Regions from separate parts of the Homo sapiens genome. Here regions 2 and 3 are each linked to region 1. A link is a contact called in ENCODE Hi-C or POLR2A ChIA-PET data. All regions are on one chromosome and are shown on one strand. The core of a region is the stretch at or near the end of the contact, and the rest is flanking DNA. Distances in the headings are between cores, read along the strand shown.

What was found. Hi-C counts contacts between places; a loop is a spot of excess contacts on that map. ChIA-PET counts read pairs that join two places held with the same protein, here RNA polymerase II (POLR2A). Pooled maps may share reads with other maps.
Region 2: a loop to region 1 is called in a pooled map, with 8 times the contacts of the local background. The contact joins the promoter of PIK3C2B here to the promoter of RBBP5 in region 1. A Hi-C loop is called at or near these places in 1 of 168 maps with a recorded cell type or tissue (naive thymus-derived CD4-positive, alpha-beta T cell) and 8 of 50 pooled maps. POLR2A ChIA-PET finds 5 or more read pairs at or near these places in 3 of 52 experiments (MCF 10A, WTC11 and activated CD4-positive, alpha-beta T cell).
Region 3: a loop to region 1 is called in a pooled map, with 5 times the contacts of the local background. The contact joins the promoter of LRRN2-AS1 here to the promoter of RBBP5 in region 1. A Hi-C loop is called at or near these places in 2 of 37 single-sample maps with no recorded cell type and 6 of 50 pooled maps.

Annotation. Positions count from the first base shown.
Region 1 is chr1:205,119,377-205,124,426 of GRCh38, reverse strand. RBBP5 (RB binding protein 5, histone lysine methyltransferase complex subunit) reads left to right here and starts at 2,449. Exons shown (of 14, transcript NM_005057.4): 1 at 2,449-2,572. The coding sequence starts at 2,554. RefSeq lists a silencer at 1,472-1,766 and enhancers at 2,128-2,347, 2,488-2,667, 3,831-4,389.
Region 2 is chr1:204,492,167-204,497,216 of GRCh38, reverse strand. It overlaps PIK3C2B (phosphatidylinositol-4-phosphate 3-kinase catalytic subunit type 2 beta), which reads left to right and starts at 2,412. Exons shown (of 33, transcript NM_001377334.1): 1 at 2,412-2,861. LOC124904584 (translation initiation factor IF-2) reads right to left here. Exons shown (of 2, transcript XM_047439554.1): 2 at 1,485-3,041. The coding sequence ends at 2,021. RefSeq lists silencers at 2,263-2,732, 4,292-4,371 and enhancers at 2,833-2,962, 3,033-3,222.
Region 3 is chr1:204,561,968-204,567,017 of GRCh38, reverse strand. LRRN2-AS1 (LRRN2 antisense RNA 1) reads right to left here and starts at 2,847. Exons shown (of 13, transcript XR_007066814.1): 1 at 1,732-2,847. It also overlaps the pseudogene RNA5SP74. RefSeq lists a silencer at 1,102-1,191.

The DNA of each region.
Region 1 (5,050 bases), core at 1,200-3,699:
AGCAAGACTCCCTCTCAAAAAAAAAAAAAAGAAAAGAAAAGAAAATTCCTCAGGGGTTTTCTAACACTATTTTTATTTTCATTTTATTTATTTATTTATTTTGAGATGAAGTCTTGCTGTTGCCCAGGCTGGAGTGCAATGGCATGATCTTGGCTCACTGCAAACTCCACCTCCTGGGTTCAAGCGATTCTCCTGCCTCAGCCTCCCTAGTAGCTGGGATTACAGACATGCGCCACCACACCTGGCTATTTTTTGTATTTTTGGTATAGACGGGGTGTCACCATGTTGGCCAGGCTGGTCTCGAACTCCTGACCTCGTGATACGCCTGGCCTCTGCCTCCCAAAGTGCTGGGATTACAGGTGTGAGCCACTGCACCTGGCCTCACTATTTTTATTTTTAACAGCTTTAATTTTAACTTCATTAGCTATATTAGCATCCAATCTGTAAAAATTATTACATTGGAATCAGGCGTGGTAGCTCACAGCTGTAATCTGTAATCCCTGCATTTGGGAGGCTGAGGCAGGAGGATTACTTGTGCCCAGGAATTTAAGGTTACAGTAGTGAGCTATGGTTTCGTCATTGCATTCCAGCCTGGGCAACAGAGTGAGACCATATCTCTAAATACATATATATATGATTACTTTGGATTTGAGAGTAGAGTCAGAGAATTTAGAGGAAACTAGGCTGTGGTTTTCACACGATATTTTTCCTTGTTGCTTTTGCCTTTATGCAAAGTTTTCCTTTGTCTTTGGAGAGTAGAAAAACTGTGGATTTTTTTTTTTTTGAGACAGAGTCTCACTCTGTTGTCCAGGCTGGAGTGCAATGGTGCGATCTTGGCTCACTGAAACCTCTGCCTCCCGGGTTCAAGCGATTCTCCTGCCTCAGCCTCCCGAGTAGCTGGGATAACAGGCATGAGCCACCACGCCCAACTAATTTTGTATTTTTAGTAGAGACAGTGTTTCTCCATATTGATCAGGCTGGTCTCGAACTCCCGACCTCAGGTGATCAGCCCGCCTCGGCCTCCCAAAGTGCTGGGATTACAGGCGTGAGCCACCGCACCCGGCTGCAAAAGACATACTTTATAAAGGTCCAAGGATAATGGAAATAGAAGACATTAATGTAATATGTTCTTGGGAACTAATTGGATACACCAAGTATTATCTTTGACTAGTTTCTGGACTTCTGCTTCATTCTGCAACCTGCAGCCAACTACCATGGTGTCCATCTATTATTAGGCGCTTTAAATAGCTCCTTAATTCACATTTACTCTCTTCAATCGATGTGTCAGACTGTGGGGGCCACTTAATTCCCATTCCAAATTCTTGGGAAAGGAATTTAATTGGGTTGAGCTTAGGTCAGGGGCTTACTGAAAGAGCAATCAACTGGGGCCCAGGGACAGGGTGCACTGTGTGAATGAGGCTGCTTTTTCTGCAAATTTGTCAAGTAGAGGCAGACTGGACTAGCTACATAATTTGCAGGGCCCTGGGCAACATGAAAATGCTGGGCTCCCTAGTTCAAAAGTTTCATTATTGTTTCCAAAAGTTTGCAATTGCAGACAATACTGCGATTAATAAACTTGTGTATGTGTATTTTTCCATTGTCGGAGACCTAGCCCGAGTACTATTTTCTGCAGCGAGCCTTTGACGTTGTTTCCTTTTTCTGATGAGCCACAGCATTTATAGTAGGAATTTGTTCATATAAAATTTGCTCTTTCGCTAGATACCAGTAACTGGACTTCTCTAATTGCTTTGGGTATTTCATTGGAGTTCTGTATGACTGAGCTCCGGGAAACTCAGTCCACCCCTCATTCCAATTCTTTTTCACAGTCTTTTTCACAGCGTCCCTGTCAACACTGTTTGGTAAAGGGTAAAACCTTAGATAATAAGGTTTTTATTATCTTAACACAGACAGGCCTAACATATGTTGTCGTACCTTTCTGTAGGATCAATAGCATATCTTTACAAATGAGAAATAATTTTCACGAGACCGAAACACCCTGCAACGCCACCTACATACAGGGTAAGTACGCGCCTTGGTGAGGTCAGCGGCGCTACACACCCGAGCACTAGGGGACGACCTTCCCTGGTTTCTTGCATTAGCAGGACTTGTCCGGAACCTTTCCTGCGGAGTCTGAGGTAGCCCGCCCGGACAACGCCGCTGAACACACAACAGGGCAAGAACTAGTAGGTTAACTGTATGCCTGGAATTTCTACCTCACCTACATGTTCCCGGAGCAAATAATCTTAAATTGTCGCGCTATTTAAAGTCCCTAGTGACGATAACATTGTTGTACCTCAGCAAAGATCATAATTAATTGTTTCCGAGAGAGTGTATGCTTGATTTTGGTCAGGCATATATTTGGGCAGCCCACCTGAAACGAACAAGGAAGGCGGGGGAAGAAAGCGGAAGCCGCGGGGCCTTCTAAGGCCGAAAGTCTTCGGAGCTTGCGCCAGTCTCTTCGCGGCGTCCACCACTTAGACGCAAGTTGCTGAAGCCGGCCGGGGAGAAGGTGTTGTTGCCGGAGCTGAGACCGGGCGGCCACAGTCCGCAGGGATGAACCTCGAGTTGCTGGGTGAGAAGGGCTGTGGCTGCGTTTTAGAGAAGCGTTGGGTACTGGAAAGGAGGGAACCCAGGCGGGAGGGGAGTCAGGCTGCAATCTTAGGGACACTGTTCGGCTATGGATCACTGGGCACACCTGATGTGGAGCAGCAGCGGGAGGAGGAAGCCCACCTTCTGCCCGAGTAGGTTGCATTGCCCCTCCCGAGGCCACTTTCATATCAATTATGGAGCGATGGGGACAGACAGTTTGTGACTTAGCTTTGATTATGAGGATCGCAGGTGTTGAAGTACCCAGAGCAGCCAGGACCAGAGTTGTTGGAGATGGAATTTGAAGAAGTGAGGCTTGGGATGAAGCTTTGAAGACTTGTCAGGGAATTGGGTGCCTGAACAGGTTAATCTTTTTGTAGAAAAGAGAAGTCTAAGGAGGGGACTTGGAGATCTTCTGGTAGAAGCTTCTCATTGAACAGATGAATAAAGGCTCAGAGGGTAATGGCTAGGCACTAAGCAAGTAAATGGCATAGTTGGCACTGGAATCCAATTATCCTAACTTTCTGTTTAAGGTCCTTTGCTAGGGACGGTGTGTAAAACACTGAGGTGTGAAATACGGAGGGAGTTGTCTTTTGTCGCCCTCACTTTGAGTCATTGCCTCCTTACCTCCTATCCAGATTATTTAAAAACTGTAGGTCCTTTCTCCTGGACTTCCATTAGGTGACATTTAGCATGGTATTCTAGGGGTAGCTGAGGTTTTCAAGGACTTCTGCACTACTTGCTGTTCCTAATGGTTAGGTTTCTCTTTTAAAAAAGTCAGAAGATATGTTAATTGTCAAAAGGGCTACAAAGATACATAAAAAATGGTCTTTGCCCTTAAAGAGCTTTTCATTAAGCAGGGAGTTTAAGGTGATTATGTAAAATAGCTGTAGGATATTGCAGAATGTAGGCAGGCCTGAAAGAGTCATTACCAGTTGCTAAGAATGTTTGGAACAGAGAGTGAATGTCTTTGGGGTAAAGGAAGAAGTCAACCAGGAAAAACAAACCCCCCAAACCTGTGGAGGAGTTGGAGTTTTAAGTGGACTTTTTTTTTTTTTTTTAAGACAGCCTCGCGCCGTCGCCTAGGCTGGAGTGCAGTGGCACAGTCTTGGCTCACTGCAACCTCTGTCTCCTGGGTTCGAGTGATTCTCGTGCCTCAGCCTCCTGAGTAGCTGGTACTACAGGTGCGCACTGCCATGCCTGGCTAATTTTTGTATGTTTAGCAGAGATGGGGTTTCACTGTGTTGGCCAGGCTGGTCTCAAACTCCTGGCCCCAAGCAATCCACTCACCTCAGCCTCCCAAAGTGTCCGGCCTTAAGTGGATTTTTAAGGTTGGTAAAATATCAACAGGCTGAAGTATGAAAATATGGGAGGGATGTTCAGTAGGCATCAGTGAGAGAAGACCTAAAGAATTTTCCTGCTTGGCCAGGTTGTGGATAAAGAGAATGCCAGGGGATGGGATCGGTGCCATCTATTTTGTGTTGGTTCTCGAATGCCTAGCTCAAAAGTTTGGGCTTTTTAGGGAAGGTAGGGTAGATCCATTGAAGGATTTTGACTTAGTAACTCAATCAGAGCTATGAGTTTGTAAGGTTTGTCTGACAGCAATGTGGAGTTGAGTTTTGGAGGAGTGTAAAACCAGTTTGGAGGGGTAGATTATATGAGTGATGAGGAAGGCCTGAGCTAGGAAATAGAAAAGACATTGAGGAGGTAGGGATGACAAATTTGAGAATAGATTGCATATAGTGCTGATGAGTAAGAGAGTGACGTGAAAAATGGTGAGAGCAAATAATGATGCTGTTGATAAAGTGTAAGGTCATTGGAAAAAGACAGCTTTGGAGAAGCTGAATGTGGTCTAGGGGTCAGGAGACAGGTTTGGATTTATGGGAGAGATTTGTATTCTTTCAGATGGGCTCATTGAAACCTTGTGAATAGAGGACATGATCTAGAGAAAAAGTGGGAGGGGGAGAAAAGAAAATTGCCAAGCACACAATCTGTAGTTAGAGGTTAAGAGGAGGAATAAGTGGAGATAATAAGTTAGCTAACGGTTATAAAGTACTTTCTCTGAGCTAGGCAGATTTTCAAGTGCCTTCCATGTATTAATCTATGTAGAGGAAGAAGAGAGTACAGATTGGTGTGGCGTCTTCATAGAAGCCAATCAGAGCAGTTGAGTCTGAGGGCTGAGAATGGGTTGCTCTGTTTAGTCCTTTGGCAGCTTGGGACTCCTCAGCAGCTGGAACAGAAACCAGATTACAATGATTTTAGAATGGTGTGGGAGACAAGGGCAAAAGGTTGACGCTTACTTGTAAAAACTTAAGGATGGAAGAAAGGTGATAACGCTAGTACTTTGAAAGAGTAGCAGGATCTTGCAAAAGGCTTTTCTTGAATGATACAGAAGGTTCATTAGGATAAAACTTAGGAAGGAATATTTATTTTTATTTATCTTTTGAGACGGAGTCTTGCTCTG
Region 2 (5,050 bases), core at 1,163-3,662, 630 kb after region 1:
GGGAGGCTGAGGAGGGTGGATCATGAGGTCAGGAGATTGAGACCATCCTGGCTAACAAAGTGAAACCCTGTCTCTACTAAAAATACAAAAAAAATTTGGCCGGGCATGGTGGCATGCGCCTGTAGTCCCAGCTACTCAGGAGGCTGAGGCAGGAGAATCGCTTGCACCCGGGAGGCAGAGGTTGCAGTAAGCCACTGCACTCCAGCCTGGGCAATAGAGTGAGACTCGGTCTCAAGAAAAAGAAAAAAAGAAAAACAAAAGAGAGAGGGAGGGGAGAGAGAACCACCCGTGGAAGCTGTGATCTTTGGTTGAGGGTGGCAGCCAGCGCACTGTGACCCCAAAGAGAGGAATCCTGAAGAATAAATATCCAGTTTCCCCTGACCTCCCTCCTTATTCAATCTTCAGCCATGGCCCCCATTGGCCAACCCAGTCTAGGAAGCCAGAGGGCCAGGAAGATCTGGAGGGGCAAACGGAAGACATGCAGTGCATCTTCCAAATCCTTCTCTATAATATGCCAGGAAGTCTTTTTCTGGTCACACTACTTCCCAGTTCCATTTGTGCACAGCAGGTTCTCTGTCACCTACAGCACCTAAACTTTTTGGCATGCCCTGGTTTCTCTTTATTCAATTTTTTCCTTACCAAAATGCATGATAAAGCCTGTGATCTGATCCTCCACTCAGCTACCTATGCCTACTTCCTGTTAGTTCTTTCCTTCAGACTTTTCACCCCAGCAGCATAGAACCACCAGTGGTCGCCGGGCGCGGTGGCTCACGCCTGTAATCCCAGCACTTTGGGAGGCCGAGGTGGGTGGAACACAAGGTCAGGAGATCGAGACCATCCTGGCTAACACGGTGAAACCCTGTCTCTACTAAAAATACAAAAAAAAAAAAAAAAAAAAAGAAAAAATTAGCTGGGCATAGTGGCGGGCGCCTGTAGTCCCAGCTACTCCGGAGGCTGGGCCAGAAGAATGGCGTGAACCCGGGAGGCAGAGCTTGCAGCGAGCCGAGATCACGCCACTGCACTCCAGCCTGGGCGACAGAGCAAGACTCCGTCTCAAAAAAAAAAAAAAAAAAAAGAACCACCAGTGGCCCCTGTAACACTCTGTTCTCTCAGGCTCCTGAGCTTGACCTGATGACAGACACAGAGTAAGCTGTCATAAATATTTGTATGGTGAAGAAGTGCACGGACACGTTTTTTAACCCCTGTGGCTCCTGAGATCAGGAGTAGCATCATATACATTATGACATATGTGCAGACCAAGCTGCCTTCAGTTAATTATCAAGATGTTTCACCTACATTCTCTCCTTTGATCATTACGAAAGCGTGATAGGTGAGGACGCTATTCTTGATATTCAGAGGGTGAAGTGGAATACTGAAAGTCACAAGCATTGGGTACAGAAGGCACTGTAGGATCAGAAAGGGGAGTGATCCCTTTCCTCCCCATCATAAGAGTCACAGCCGACACTTCTATAACAAAAGACAAGTTAACCAGAGAAAAGCATAACAAATTTATTTAATCATGGTTTTACTTGAGAGGCTGAGGACCAGGTGTTAATCTTCATAGTCTGTCGAGAAAGAAAGAAGAAATGAGGGCAGTGGAGGAAAACACGATTCACGTTTTTAGGAAAATATACTTTGAGATTAGTGATCGTTGGTACTATGCAAACCAAATGCAAACGAGGAGCTGGCCAACTCATGGTTTCTTTTGGGTGGAGCCTTTAGGAAAATTCTTCCAGAGACCACTGCTGGAAGAAAGGTATTTAGAGTAGAAAATTTAAATATAACATATTGTATGAAAGGTTTTTTTTTTTTACTTTTTTTTCTCACTACCCTAGTTGGGTTGGAGGATCCTCTATCTCCCCTCCCTACTTAGGTTGACTGCTGTTTCCTGGATCGCAGCTCGGAAGATCCACCTGGGCGAATACAAAAACAAACGAGACTCCCCTTCCAGAAAGGGAGGAAGGAAGGAGACAGAAAGACGAATGACACTGAGCGTGTAAAGCCCGGAGACAGCCTCTCTCTACCCCAACCTAACCCTCAAGGTAGGGGATCCCCCGAACATCGCTACCGTAATTATGGTAGAAATTCCTGAAACGGATAACTGGACCTCAGCACCGTCATTTCTAGCAGAATGATTGAGCTTTCCTCTGACCCAAAGCCAAGGGGTTCCAGCAGGGGAAACTAACGACCATCCGCAAAAACCCTCACCCAAGTGGGGAGTGGAAATCCTGGCTCTTGGGTTGCAGAGCACAACTTGACGCCAGCGCGTTTCTCTTCCCCCACGCAATGGCAAGTGGGGCGGGAGTCGGAGGGGAGAGGAGGAGAGGAGAAGAGAAGAGGAGGGGGAAGGGGAGGGGAGAGGCGAAGGGCGGCCCGGGTTCCAGCAGCCGCCCCGCCCTCCGGCTCGCGGCGGATTCGGCGCTGCGGCTGGAGCCGGCGGCCGGGTGCCTGCCTGTCCAGGCAGGGTCTGGCCGAGCGTCGCGTCGCCGTGCAGTGCGCCGGGTGTCCGGGAGATGGCTTCCCCTCTCTCGCCCGCTGCTGCCGCTATTGTCTCACCCGGGGTGGCCTGACTCTGCGAGCTCGCGCACGCTCTCGGCGGAGAGCACCCCTCCCCACCCCCACAAGCTGGTCCTTGCGCCCTTTGCTGCCTCTCCCTCTGCCCCTTGGAGCCTAGGGTCTGTGCGGAGCCTGGAGAGGGGAGCGGCCCGGGAGCAGGCGGCGTGCGGCCGGCCAGCTCCTCTCGCGCTGGTGCAAGAGGCGCCTGGAGCCGCAGAGCGAGCCCGGGAGGCGCGGAGCGAGCAGCCCACGTCGCCAGGCACAAGACACGTCGGATGTTGCAGCAGAGCCAGCAGCTAGCGCAGGTAGGACACGCATCCTGCGGGTTGCATCGGCCCCAGCGTCTGTAAAGTGCCCCCAGAGTGGAGGCAGCCGAGGTCAGGGGGCTCTCCCTCCAACATGGCAACAGCGGAGGTGCAACAATGGAAGCAGCCGAGGGTTCCTGGCGGCGGGCTGAGCGGCGGACGCCGTGGGAGCCTGAGCTCCTGCCCGCCGGGCAGAGCAGGTTGCCCCTCACCCCACTCCACTCCACTCCAGCAGCTTCAGGGCCTCTGGGGCTCCAGGCACCCGCGTCCCCACCCCCTTCTCGCTAAACACACTTCCTGGCTCCCAGCTGCAGGGCGATCTGAACCAGTCAATGGCTTTGGGGTTTGTTTATTTAAGATAAGAAATAAAAAAAGCAAAACCTGTCCTGTGATGGGGTTAGTGCCTTCTGTGGACTGGGTGAGAAGTCGGCATCTAGCCTGGGGAATGTGTACGTTTCTTAGTCGGGCGGAGGGTAGAATTGGATTCTCCCTTATAAGGATACTGCAGCAAAAGGAGACTGAAAGCTTGAAAGAGGGAGAGGGACCCTCAGGCCTGAGTTCGCCGGTGCTGGGAGAAGGCGCTGCTCTCCTGGCCTATACTTGTCCCTCATTTTCAGCTCCCGACAGCGGTGACTTTGATGTTGGAGGAGCAATCGCAGCAGGAAGCACAAGCAAGGCTGCCAAGCTGGTGTGGGGTGGAGTAGGGTGGGGAGCCCAGGGGCTTGGCAGGCTTCTGGATTGTGGGAAGAGGTTACCAAATGTATGAGGTTAGTGCACACACCCTAGTTGGCTGATGTTGAAGTGTGTGTGTGTGTGTGTGTGTGTGTGTGTTTTCTGCCATTGCTCTTGCTCCTTCAGGCCTGCCTTTTCTCCTCTCCACCCGCTTCTGGGGTCTTCGTAGCTTCCCTGCCCCAGCCCTTCCAATCATGCCTGGGATGGAATCGCTGTATTGTCTCTGGCAGCTCTCTTGGGCTGTTTTTTCTCAACTCTGTTGGAGAGTTTTGTACCCTGGGCTGGCTGGTCCCAGCATGGCACCAGATTCTTTAGCAGGCGGCTACCCGGGCTCCAAGAAGTGGGCCAATGCTGCCCCTCCTCCTTGCTCTAAACTACCTATTTGGGATATGGCCAGGCAGATGTAAGCAATTTGTACTAAATTCCAACCCTGAATCAGTGCTGAATGAAAACTTACTCTGTTGCTGCATCAGGCTTTGGGAAGATATTAGGAAGAGAAATGGCCCAGGAGGTGGCAATGCCGACCCCCAAATACTTCCCTCTCCCCAACTCCAGCTGCCGATCCCAGAGCAGACAGGCAGTGAGACTTTGGAATCCCAGCTCCTCCAGAGTCTGGCTGGCCCATCTTGAGGTTGTGTCCATGGAAAAATTAAGTCGAGGCACATTTTATAGCTCTGCTTGGCAGCCAGCATCTGAAGAGATGGTGGCTCTGAGCTGGAGCCCTAGACCCAGGCTGTGGCTGCTTCTCCTTTGGCCTTTGGGTGAGCCTGAGGTTTGATTGCCATGGCTCTGAGCTTACTGCTGAGTGTGTATGGCTGAATCTGATCAAGCTCTCAGACCCGGCTGCTTGTCTATTTCCTTCTCCACTGGAAGCATGAGTGAGAAAGGGCCAAGGGGGTGTGCTGGGTGAGGAAGGGTCAGTTTATCTGGGGACTTGGGCTGTTTCTGGGGGAGCTCCTTTGGACTTCCTTGGTGGTCTGGAATGCCTTTGGTCTTTGTCATGACCTAGTATGCTCTGGCAGATACTCTATACCCTCGTGGGCCTTTGGTCCCCGCTTGGTGGTGTCCCCACTCCTCCTGTGCCTGGTGCTTTGCATCTATATCATGTCTGTGGTGCTTCAGCTGGGATGGCCCTGGCCTGGACCAGTGGGTAGAAAAATGAGGTCTCTGTTCCTTTTAGGGGCTTGTAACTAGCTATAAGGTTCAGGCTCCTCATGTTCCCAGGATGTGAACTTGGACATCATAATGTGAAGTAGTAGAGAAAACAGTGTCTTGGTGTGACTTTCTTTTTAGCTATGTGAGCACAGACAATTTGTGGACCTAAGATTTAGTTTGTATATTTGTAAAATGGAGGTGGGGGAGTAGCCATGGCTCACAGGATTAATAATGAAATGCTGCTTACCAAGAACTAAACAGAATCATGTGTGCAAAAGTACCCTGAAAACTACAGAGTACTT
Region 3 (5,050 bases), core at 1,598-4,097, 560 kb after region 1:
GCCTCAGCCTCTCGAGTAGCTGGGACTATAGGCACACACCACCACACTTGGCTAGTTTTTTGTATTTTTAGTACAAATCCATGTTGGCCGGTCTGATCTCAGACTCCTGACCTCAGGTGATCCGCCTGCCTCAGCCTCCCAAAGTGCTGGAATTACAGGCGTGAGCCACTGTGCCTGGCCAATACCCTTTTTCTAGTCAATATTCTTGTTGGCTTTTCTTGTCTCGGCCAGCACTCCCAGGTGCAATGGTGAAAGCTAGCCCGAGGCTGTATTTCCTTCCCCAGCAAATTAAAGAACAAAGACAAAGAACAAACCCTATGTGTATACAGGACACAGATACACATTGGTTATCATTGAGTCCCTGAAGTCTGTAATGTTTTCAGGGAGGTGGTGGTGGGTAGCCTCAACTTCTAGTCGTTTCCCTTCCTTAGATGGGGAAAGAGTTTTCTCCTGGAATACAGCCTTTTGTGATAGGTACCTGTTGACCACTAGGCTCTCATCACAGAGGGATTCAGGGAAACAGCTTCTGAGGCTCTACCGAGGCTCAGAAATAGATCCCTCCCCCTACTGCCTGCTGGAAGGAAGGCTGGCCCGATAGGCTAGGAGGCGGGAGGTTGTACATCAAAGGGAAAAAAAACAGCAGTTCAGTTCATTTGAATAAACCAGGAAGAAGGGAACTGCAATAGGTTATTACTGAGAGAATAATTTGTAAAACTAGGTTACAGATAGTCTCGAGGAGATGGAGACTGAATGGTAAAAATGGACAAAATACAAAATGGAAATAGAGCTCTCTTGGTGGCTGGTGGGGAGTTGGAGCACCATTTACCCTACACTTCTACTCCATATTTTCCTTCTGGGTGTGAGAGGTATTTTTCAAATGATTTCTTAAAACACCAGGGGTAAGAATATTTCAATAGACTTAAGGGAGTTATACTCAAGCAGATTCAACGATGTTAAGGGCAAGAGGGACCGCCCGCCCCCTTAGATTTTTATAGGTTACTGGTGCCCTCTGGTGGGAGATAAAGGTTACGTCTGTGGGGTATAGGCCCGAGATTTGATTGGTCATTCGTGTTCAGATGCTGCAATCCTCCAGCTTGATGTGCCAGCAAGAAGAGGCAGTATCAGGTGATAAGCACCTCACAGGCGTTATCTCACTGGTCCATCAGCCTGTTTCACAGATTAGGAAGCTGAGGCTTAGAGACACGAGGTGAACTACCTAAGGTCACCCAGCAGGCAGCTAACTGGCAATCCTAATTCATTGCCAAGAATTCCAGGAATGCTGATGGTCAGGTTTTCAAACATAGACAAACTGTCATGCACACTCACACTCACACAAAAAGAAAAGACAAAGAAGAAAGTAGATGCAATTTTCTCCAAAATGTATCCCCTACGAAGGTAGCAGCTTTACCCAGTTTTGAGCATTGTACTTTGCTGGAGTTTAAGATTTCCCAGTTTAGGGCACTGGAAAGTTCGAGTCTCTTTACCTTGAATCAAAAGCATAGCTTATTTCCCACTAGTGATTCTCTTAGAGGTTAATGATGAAGGGGAACAAGCCCTAGACTGAGAGGGGGCAAGAGCTGGTTACCAGACCAAAGGTGTGAATTGGCCATGTGATACTTGATATCACATCTGTTGTTGTAAAGTAAGGGTGTTCAAGAAAGTGATCCTTAAGGCTATAAAAGATATTTTTTTGCACCCCTTGCCCTAAACTTAAAATAAGTGCTCACTCACCTCTCCCTTCTTTTCTCCACTCTTGCAAGGTTTTCCGTGTATGTATGTGTCAGAAATATTGGAGTATCTGCCTAAGCCTAGTAAAACAAAACAAAAATCCATTCTCATCCCCATGATGCTTTCATAATCTTGTCCTTAACCATTTCCCACTGTTCCTCTTCCTCTCCCCAAACCTTTCCCCCTTAGCCTTAGACTTCAGCAGTGGTTCTCAGAATGTGGTTTCTAGGCCGGAAACATCAGCATCACCTGGGAACTTGATAGAAATGCAAATGCTTGGACCGCATGCAGACCTACGTTACTGAAACCTCTGGGTGAGGCCCAACAACCTGTCAAACACCGTCAGACCTGTCAAACTGTTTGCTCAAGTTTGAGAGCCACTGTTCCAGATCAGGGTTCTTAATCTAGGGTCCACAGATGGTTCTAGGAAGTCTAAATGTTTTTTGAATTTGCATATAACATTTTGCACAAGTACATGCCCTTTTTCTGGAGACAAGTTCTCAAAGCAGTCAACTCTTGACTCCAACTACACTATCATTCTGTTTCTTTCTTTCTTTTTTTTTTTCTTTTTGAGACAGTTTTGCTCTTGTCGCCCAGGCTGGAGTGCAATGTCTTGATTTCCACTCACTGCAACCTCCGCCTCCTGGGTTCAAGCGATTCTCCAGTCTCAGCCTCCTGAGTAGCTGGGATTACAGGTGCCCACCACCACGCCCAGCTAATTTTTGTATTCTTAGTAGAGATGGGTTTCACCATGTTGGCCAGGCTGGTCTCAAACTCCTGACCTCAGGTGATCCGCCCACCTCCGGCCTCCCAAAGTGCTGGGATTACAGGTGTGAGCCACCGCACCCGGCCTATCACTCTGTTTCATAAACAACTTCCTGCCTACATCTGCAAACTCTTCTTTCCTCCTCTTCTTTGCCTTAAAAGATACCTGGCTTTCCCTCCAAAGGATCTTGGTGGTCACTTTCCCATACCTCATGTGCTTTCAGGATAGGGTATGGGGCCTCCCCAGTACTGCACTCAGACCCCTATTCTTCCACACTTCCAAATCTCTGCATATATATATATACACATATATATATATACACACACACACACATATATATACACACACATATATATATACACATATATATACCAAATCTCTGCATATATATACACACACATACACACACACACACACACACATATACATATATATATTTAGATCTATACTCCCCTTTACTCCTCCTTTACTGCTGTCATCTGCTGACTTTGCTCACACTTTCCCTTGTTCATTACAGACTTTGGGTTCCTACCTCCTACCAGCTTCCTGGATGATAACAACATCACATGAATGACCCATCTAACACCACGGCCTCGTGGGACCTTAACCACTTCATGTCAAAGAATTTCACCTTCACATACTCCAGCCACTCACTCTGTTAGGCCCTGGGAGCTTGCCCTCATCTGGGATGCTCCACCGTATGCCAGTCAGCTTATGCCAAATTACACTGTGGTAACAAACCCCCAAATCTCAATCGCTTGAATTAACAAAAGCTTGTTCCTTTGTCCCTCGCAGGATAGGTACAGCTATGGTCCCTGTTCTCTTCAGTCTTGGAGACAGGTCAAAGGGAGCAGCCCCCATTTTGGGACACACTAGCCTCACGTGGAGGAAAAAGAGCACTGACTTACCCACACAATGGTCCCTAAGCCTCTGCTCAGAATAGCACAGTTCATTTCCACTTGCATCCCATTGGCCAGCCCGCTGCCAGTGGTGCAGGAAGTGCAATCTTTTCCAAGGCCTGGTAGAGAAAAGCTGCGCAGGTTTTGACAGTAATACATCTACCACAGCCTTTGAAGTCCTATTAGATCTTTCTTCCTCTCTCTCTCTCTCAACATAGCGACCTGTCTTTTCAGCTCCTGGTCCTCTCCTCCTACTGTACTATTCTTCAGTTTCAATCAGCCCCCTCCTGGAAATGACAATAGATAACATTTACTGAACACTTAGTAGGTTCTATCTTGACATCTATTATCTCGTGAGTCATTGAGAGCTTAGAGAAGTTAGCCTGTCTTCACCTCATTCTGTCTTCTAGGTTAGAACCATTACTTCGCCTATGAGGAAAACAGAAGAACCAGATAGAACTGAGAGGCCAGGTCAGGGCCATAAATGTGTGACACCAATCTGCAGGTTGTGTGATGTTTCTCCTGTAGTACGCATTGGCTGGCCTCAGTGGTCCTCAACCAGAGGCCATTCTCCCACTTAAGTAATATTTACCAATGTCTGCGGACATTTTTTATTGTCATAATTAGGGGAGTGCTACTGGCATCTAGGGAGCAGAGGCCAAGAATGCTGCTAAACATCTTAGAACACACAGGACAGCCCCCATCACAGAATTCTTCAATCCAAAATGTCAACAGTCCTGAGGCTGAAAAGCCCTGGTCTGCAAATTGGACAGTCTCAGGCAATTGCCTTGTGGAAATTTTCCTACTCTGTTCTCTCCCCTATTCTCCAGAATACCTGTTCCAGACCTGCTCCACTCTCTTCAAACTCTTATCCCAACCACCATCTCTGCTGTATGGCTGGAGGCTCTGGGAGGCCGGTGGAAGGCGCAGCAGGGCAGACCGGCGGTGCTTGGGCGTAGAAGGGGAGAGCAGTCCGACCGCAGGCGAGCAGCTCAGGGGTCCCCAGTCCGAGCCCCACGACCCTGGGGTGGCAGTGACGCCTGGAGTCGGGCGGGCGTGGCTGGGCCGGGCTCTTGAAGAGGCAGCCAGGCACCACCATTAGTGTCTACGGCCATACCACCCTGAACACGCCAGATCTCGGAAACTAAGCAGGGTCGGGCCTGGTTAGTACTTGGATGGGAGACCGCCTGGGAATACCTGGTGCTGTAGGCTTTTTGGCTCCCTCCCTCCTTTTGTCTCCGAGCTTCCCAACTGCCCCCTGACTCTGCTCCCCCTTTTCCGCCCGCCTGTGTACCCCGCGGTAGCCCAGGACCTCCTCGTGGAGGTCTGCCGCCGCAGCACCGCCAGGCAGCAGCATCCCACCTCTTCCGCCTCACTGCAGCCCCACCAGGAGCTGGCTTCAGCCCTGGCGGGGCAGACCTGGACCTGACCCCGAAAGCGCAGGCGCGGGTTCCCTGCCATCAGGGTGTCTTCCCGTTCCCAGGATGCCCAGGCAATTCAATTCACTCATCTCTCTCTGTCCATGCTTTCAGCGACACTAAACTTTCTAGTTCTTCCCAGATGCCACTGTTTTCTCACCTCAAGACCTTGGCATGTTTCCTCCTAACTACGGCACTTTTCCCTTCCTCTCCTAACTCCTAACCTTCCTTTAATCTCA